Linked DNA regions of Homo sapiens: region 1 is linked to region 2. A link is a contact called in ENCODE Hi-C or POLR2A ChIA-PET data. All regions are on one chromosome and are shown on one strand. The core of a region is the stretch at or near the end of the contact, and the rest is flanking DNA. Distances in the headings are between cores, read along the strand shown. Region 1 has its middle 18 kb from the start of SERTAD4-AS1. Region 2 overlaps HHAT (hedgehog acyltransferase).

What was found. Hi-C counts contacts between places; a loop is a spot of excess contacts on that map. ChIA-PET counts read pairs that join two places held with the same protein, here RNA polymerase II (POLR2A). Pooled maps may share reads with other maps.
Region 1: a pooled map shows a loop between it and region 2 (2.8-fold over the local background). The contact joins two enhancer-like sites. A Hi-C loop is called at or near these places in 1 of 168 maps with a recorded cell type or tissue (mammary epithelial cell), 3 of 37 single-sample maps with no recorded cell type and 9 of 50 pooled maps. POLR2A ChIA-PET finds 5 or more read pairs at or near these places in 3 of 52 experiments (BJ, Caco-2 and activated CD4-positive, alpha-beta T cell).

The regions. Positions count from the first base shown.
Region 1 is chr1:210,249,985-210,252,823 of GRCh38, reverse strand. No RefSeq gene overlaps it. Among named protein-coding and RNA genes, the nearest start is that of SERTAD4-AS1, 18 kb to the right of the region's middle. RefSeq lists enhancers at 1-345, 901-1,456. Within about 2 kb of position 1,368, at least 11 of the 41 ENCODE cell types and tissues checked have a DNase peak (open chromatin) inside an H3K27ac peak, as active enhancers do.
Region 2 is chr1:210,392,436-210,395,233 of GRCh38, reverse strand. All of the region lies in intron 4 of HHAT (hedgehog acyltransferase), which reads right to left. Among named protein-coding and RNA genes, the nearest start is that of HHAT, 65 kb to the right of the region's middle. RefSeq lists an enhancer at 1,235-1,529. Within about 2 kb of position 1,458, at least 8 of the 41 ENCODE cell types and tissues checked have a DNase peak (open chromatin) inside an H3K27ac peak, as active enhancers do.

The DNA of each region.
Region 1 (2,839 bases), core at 119-2,618, 140 kb after region 2:
GAAGGGCCGGGACGGGGAGGGAGACTACCCAGGTGGAAGGCGGTGCAGAAGGTTGCTGGAGAGAAGACGCCCCGGGCAATTTCTAGTGACGTCGTCTAGGCCGTATCTACCTTCTGGGGTCAGGAGTCTTGCTACACCCTAACCCCGCCTCCTCCAGAGTCCTCCCAGGGTTTTTCCAGGGACCTGGTCAGCTTGAGGTCTTGGCAGCACTTGAAAAGCAGCGGTGGTTTTTGATTTAGTTGTTTAATTTTTATTTTTAAATATTACAGTGGAAAGAACGTGGACTTTGGAGTCCCATAGCCCTGGACTCCAATTCGGTGGGTCGAATACCTAGCTTTGTGACCCTTTGTGACACTCAACTGAGCTTCGTTTCACGACAGCTTTTTTCCCATGGGGCTGCTGTAAGGCTTAGATGCAATAATGGAGGTGAGGTTGCCCAGTCGGTAGCCTAAGACCCAGCGCTAGTGTCGGGGGAATGTGCACTTGACCTCAACCAGTGAAGGCGAAGGATAAGCTTCCAGGCCCTAAACCCGAGGCCAAGCCGGCCCCGGTCTCCTTGGCGCTCGCTGGCGTCCAGGGTCGGCAGCAGGGCTGGGGACAGTGGGAGTGGGTACTCGGCGGTTCCCAACCACGCCGCATGTCGGAATCCACGCGGACGTCTGAAGAAACATCCGCTGGGGGCCTCAGCAGAGTCCAATTCATCGCGAGCCTCTGGGGTAGGGCTCAGGCCTGAGGGTTTTGTAAAAGCTCCCGAAGGGGGCTCCGAGGTGCAATCAGGATTGAGAACTGGTGATTGAAGAACCACCGCGGTCTCCGGAAAGAAATAAACAAAGAGGCCTTCCTGGGGCGGAAGGGAAGAGGGCTGGCGGGTCCCCACCCGTGTGCAGGTGACCCCTTCACACCCGCATTCCCACGCCCAGGGACACGGTTACACGCACGCTTGGACACACGGGCACCCACACTCACCCGAACACACACACCCACGCCCATTCACGCTGTCCCGGACACACCCACACCCACTGCATTCTCCGGGCGAGTCCTGCGGCCGGAACCCAGACAGAGCGCGCCCGCTGGGGGCCGGGCCCCGCTGCTCCGAGGGTCTCAGGCCAGGAGGCCCGAGCGCGCCACAGCCGCTGACAGCGCGGCTCCTCCGAGCCCGGGGCGCTCGGCAGAGCCCCCGCCGGGCCGCGCCGCGCTCGCTCCGGCTCTTTGTTATGCTAATTCCCCTTCCCAGCTGGTGCCAGCTGCCTGCACAATGAGCGCCCGGAGCCCTTGCCAGCCCTCGCCAGCCAGGGAGTGGGGGCGGGGCGGGGGGGGGCCACCTCACACTGCGGCTGCCCTCCTCACCACCCCCTCGCCGTCCCAGCACAGCGCAGTCTGGCCGGGTGCTGAGCAGCCCAATAAGCAGCCTTTCCCCCGTCCTCCCCTCCCCCATGCTTGCAGGGCCGCGCCCCCCGGGGCCTGCAGGGCATCCTCTGATTCATTCCAGTCGCTAGGGCTGCCCGCCCTCCAGGTGCCAGGGCTTGATGATGAAAAGTAAAAGGCTCCTCCGCGGCTCGAGAGCCGTGAGGATGAAAGAGAAGCAGCCGCCTCCCAGACCACACAGCTAATCCTCCCATAAACCTCGAGCAAATAAGGGGAGAGGAAGAACAGGCCGGCTACAGATGTGGAGTGCAGCCTCCGGGGATCCCCAAATTAAAACTCGTGCAGGGGAAGCCCTTGGACCACAACCAAATGACACTAATTGGGTTATGGGACCATAATCTTGGCTGGTATTTAAAAAAAAAAAAAAAACAGTTATAGTCACAGCTGCAAGAACTGTCTTCATAAAAAGAAGGGGGAAAGTCCGCTATTTTATTACGCATAAGAATGAGAGAGAAGAGGGTTCACGGATCTCCTGCCTGCATGGTGCAGACAGGCTGGTTGCTTGAAGGCGAGGACAGTCTTGTGCCAGGGGGAGCCGCGTTGTGCCTGGCTGGCTCCGGGTGTGTGGAGCTAATCGGCTAAAGGAGGCGGGGGCAGGAGCACTCCAGGGGGAGGGGCAGAGGAACTGCAGTGAGAATGGGGAAGCATGGCCTATCCGGAGGAATGTATATTACAGAAGACAATAGATTAGCCGCCATATGCAGAAAACAATCATTTGGGACAGGAAAACTCAGAGATGTGTTCTTAAAGAAAGATCCAGAAGCAGTTTCTCAGTTTCACTGGGAGGGAAAAAAGGCATTCTGGGGAAGGGAAGGAAAGGAAAGGGTGACATGCAGAAAACTCAAGTGAACATCTTCAGAAAGATCCCTGATTGTTAGAATCAGGAATTGTTAGAATCAGAAGAGAAGGTTAGAAGGGAACAATCTTTTAGAGGCCCTTTGAATCCAGCCTCATCATTTGACAGATGGAAAATCAAGATCCAGAGAAGTGAAGGAGCTTGTTCATGGTTAGACAGCTAGTGAGTGGCAAACCTGGGCAAGACTCTGTTTCCTAACTCCTAATCTAGTTCTCACCACTAAGTTGGTTATAATCTTGTGGTTAAGAAACAGCAGTCATTTGACCAGAAATCAATACAATAGATTGACTCTAAGCAAATAAATGAAGAGTTATGATTTGTTCTTTTTCTTCTTCTTTCTTTCTTTTTGCTTTCTTCTTCTTTTATTTATTTATTTATTTTTTGGACAGATTCTTGCTCTTTGCTCTGTCACCCAGGCTATAGTGCAGTGGCGCAATCTCAGCTCACTGCAACCTCTGCTTCTGGGGTTCAAGCGATTCTCATGCCTCAGCCTCCAGAGTGGTGGGGACTGCAGGCTCACTGCAACCCCCACCTCCCGGTTTCAAGCGATCCTCCTGC
Region 2 (2,798 bases), core at 209-2,708:
TCTGTAGGGAGGAGTGAAAGTGTAGAGCCTTGGTCAGAATTCCTGTTGGCAACATTATCAGACGTCCCTGCCTATTAATTCTTTTTGCACATCTGCCAAGAAACCACTCAATGGGAGCATTATTCGGAAAATAATAAAGGGAATCAATCAATCTTATGTATGACACAATTTATTACATACTACATAATCAATAGCAGCTGCTACTGAAATATATATGTATTATATATATACATACATATGTATATATAATCTCCCCAAACAGAAAAATACAACCCACCCATCCCACAGTCTGAACAACTGCATCCCATTTCCTGGGAGCAAAGGCCAGCAGGCCCACGTAAAAGGAATTTCATCCCTCCTTAGACATGCACTGATGGAGGTAGAAGGGGCTGATTCCAGGAAAACCATTAGCACATGAGATTTCTATTCAGTGGATAGATTTGGGACTGTCCTGGAAAAGAACCCTGCTCCCTGCAGCCTTCCAGAGGTTGGTTAACTCATCTCACTCAGCACCATGGGTCAGGCTTCTCAGCCCTTTGCATTACCTGCGCCTGATGAGCTCAGCCTGTCAGTCAATTGCTAATGATGTGGGTTCTCCCGTCAGAGGCACAGTGAGAACCCGGCTCTGTGGTTAGCAACAGCACCCACCCTCAACCCTACACCAGGCCAGTCTTCTCAAAAAGTTCACACGGGGGTATTTTTTGGTTCTGAGGGCAGAGAACACAATGTCTCAGGTGGTAGTGAGGCCACAGTTGGCGTTCATGAAAGGAGGCAACTGTCTGACCCGTGACATCCAATCCAATCATAACAAATGCACAGCCAAAGCTGAAAGCCATGATTCAGCCTTCCCTCCAGGGGCACTGGCTCCTGATGAAGTCTCACCAAAACCCAAAGAGAGAGCCTTATCCAGGGAAAGGGTGTTTAACTGAGCCAAGGAACTCAGTGGAAAGTTTTATTTCTTACCATGGCAAAAAAAAAAAAAAAAAAAAAAAAAAAAAAAAAAAGATAGATCATGCTTTTGAAAATAAAAATAACCTGTCACCTCTCCATGGGAGGAGGTGGAATGAGCCAAGGAAGAGACGAGATTAGATAGTAGATAAAGGAGGAGGCTAGAATCCTTCAGGGCTTAAGGCTACAACAGCAAGAATTGCTAAAGCCTGTCCCTGCATAGTGTTGCCTATAGTTTAGGATGCCTCAGAGAATGGGGAGAAAAAAGGACAACTGCAGCCTAAATCTTCCACTCTGAGTAAGTACCAAAAACAACTACCCGAATTAAGGCCATCTGGAACACTTAGTCCAGGTGGTGAAAGCAGAGAGCTAATGAGGCCAACGCTGTGGTTCATACTTATGTAAGGGCCAAGCAAACTCAGACAAAGAAAGCACTGTGCCCCAGCCACAGGCAGAACCCGGCCCACCAGCTGTCTCACAAATCAAACCCGTGGTCACCCAGAGGATGAGAGAGGCACATACAGAGGGAGATGACTCAGTGCTCACTCTGCCTCATTCCAAGAAAAATGCAAAGGAATACCTCCTACTGATATTGGATAAGATGTGCTCTGCAGAGAAGAAGCCTAGTCCACCTGTCCACCCCTGCCTGGTAACAAGATGCAGAAAGGTGAAATAAGTAAACTCCATTTCCTTCAAGCCACAGCTCAAAAGCCACCTTCTCGGAGGCCTGCTCTGAGACCAGAACGGCAGGTGAGACCTACACCTTCTCCCATAGTAACGTGCCCAGCCAACAACATCAGGTACAGAAGAGTGAGCAGTATTTGCTTTCCTAACTTCCCACTCAACTGTGACTCCCCAAGGGAAGGGGCTGTGTTTCTCAATCCTTTCCCCCAGGACCCAAGACAAGCTTGAAAAGACCATCAGTATGGGAACATTGGTATGGATGCTAGACATGGCCTATGCCCTTGAGGATTTTGGAATCTCAAGACCGTCACCTCCATTCTTGAACACCATAAACTGCTCCCAGGAGCAAATGCCAGCAGATGACAGCAGCAGACACCATCTATTGGGCTGTCCTCATGTGCAAGCATAACTCTGAAAAACATTTGATTATCAGACCCTCTCCACAACTCCACGAAGCCAGCAGTGCCATCCTGCTTGCACAACTGTGGAAGCAGCCTTAGAGATATTCAGGAACTTGTTTAAGGTTACACAGCTTGAGAGTGGCCAATGCAGGGATTGACCCTAGTGCTCTCAACCACACCAAATACTGCCTCCCACGAGAGGAGAAGCAAGAACTCAAAGGTACAAGCAAATAAAATGAAGGGACATCTATATCCTAATATAGCTAGATTTCTGCCAATGTCAGGTGCGAAACAGGAGCTGAACGTGGAGGAGGTTTGGAAAGAGGGAGGGGCATCTAATCAGGAACAGGTTATTAATATCAGTCATGCATTCTCAACAAGGGTTGTATCTCCTATAAACGAGGTGGGGTGGGGCAGATTTTGTAGGCTAGACCTAAGGATAGAATGGAAATTAAAATTAGTAATGACTGGGCATGGTGGCTCACGCCTGTTATCCCAGCACTTTGTAAAGCAGAGGTGGGAGGATCGCTTGAAGCTAGGAGTTTGAGACCAGCAAGACTCTATCTCTATTATTTTTTTAATAATTTAACATTTGTAGAAGATTAGTACTATATTTTATCTAAGTTTTAGGTTACTTGTCAGTTATCAGGGGCTAGAAAACCTTACTCCTTATGCATAAAGCACAGACATACGCACAGTACATGAAGAGATATAAACAGGATATCTGTAGTATTAAAATTTCACAGAGGAGAGATGATCAGGGAA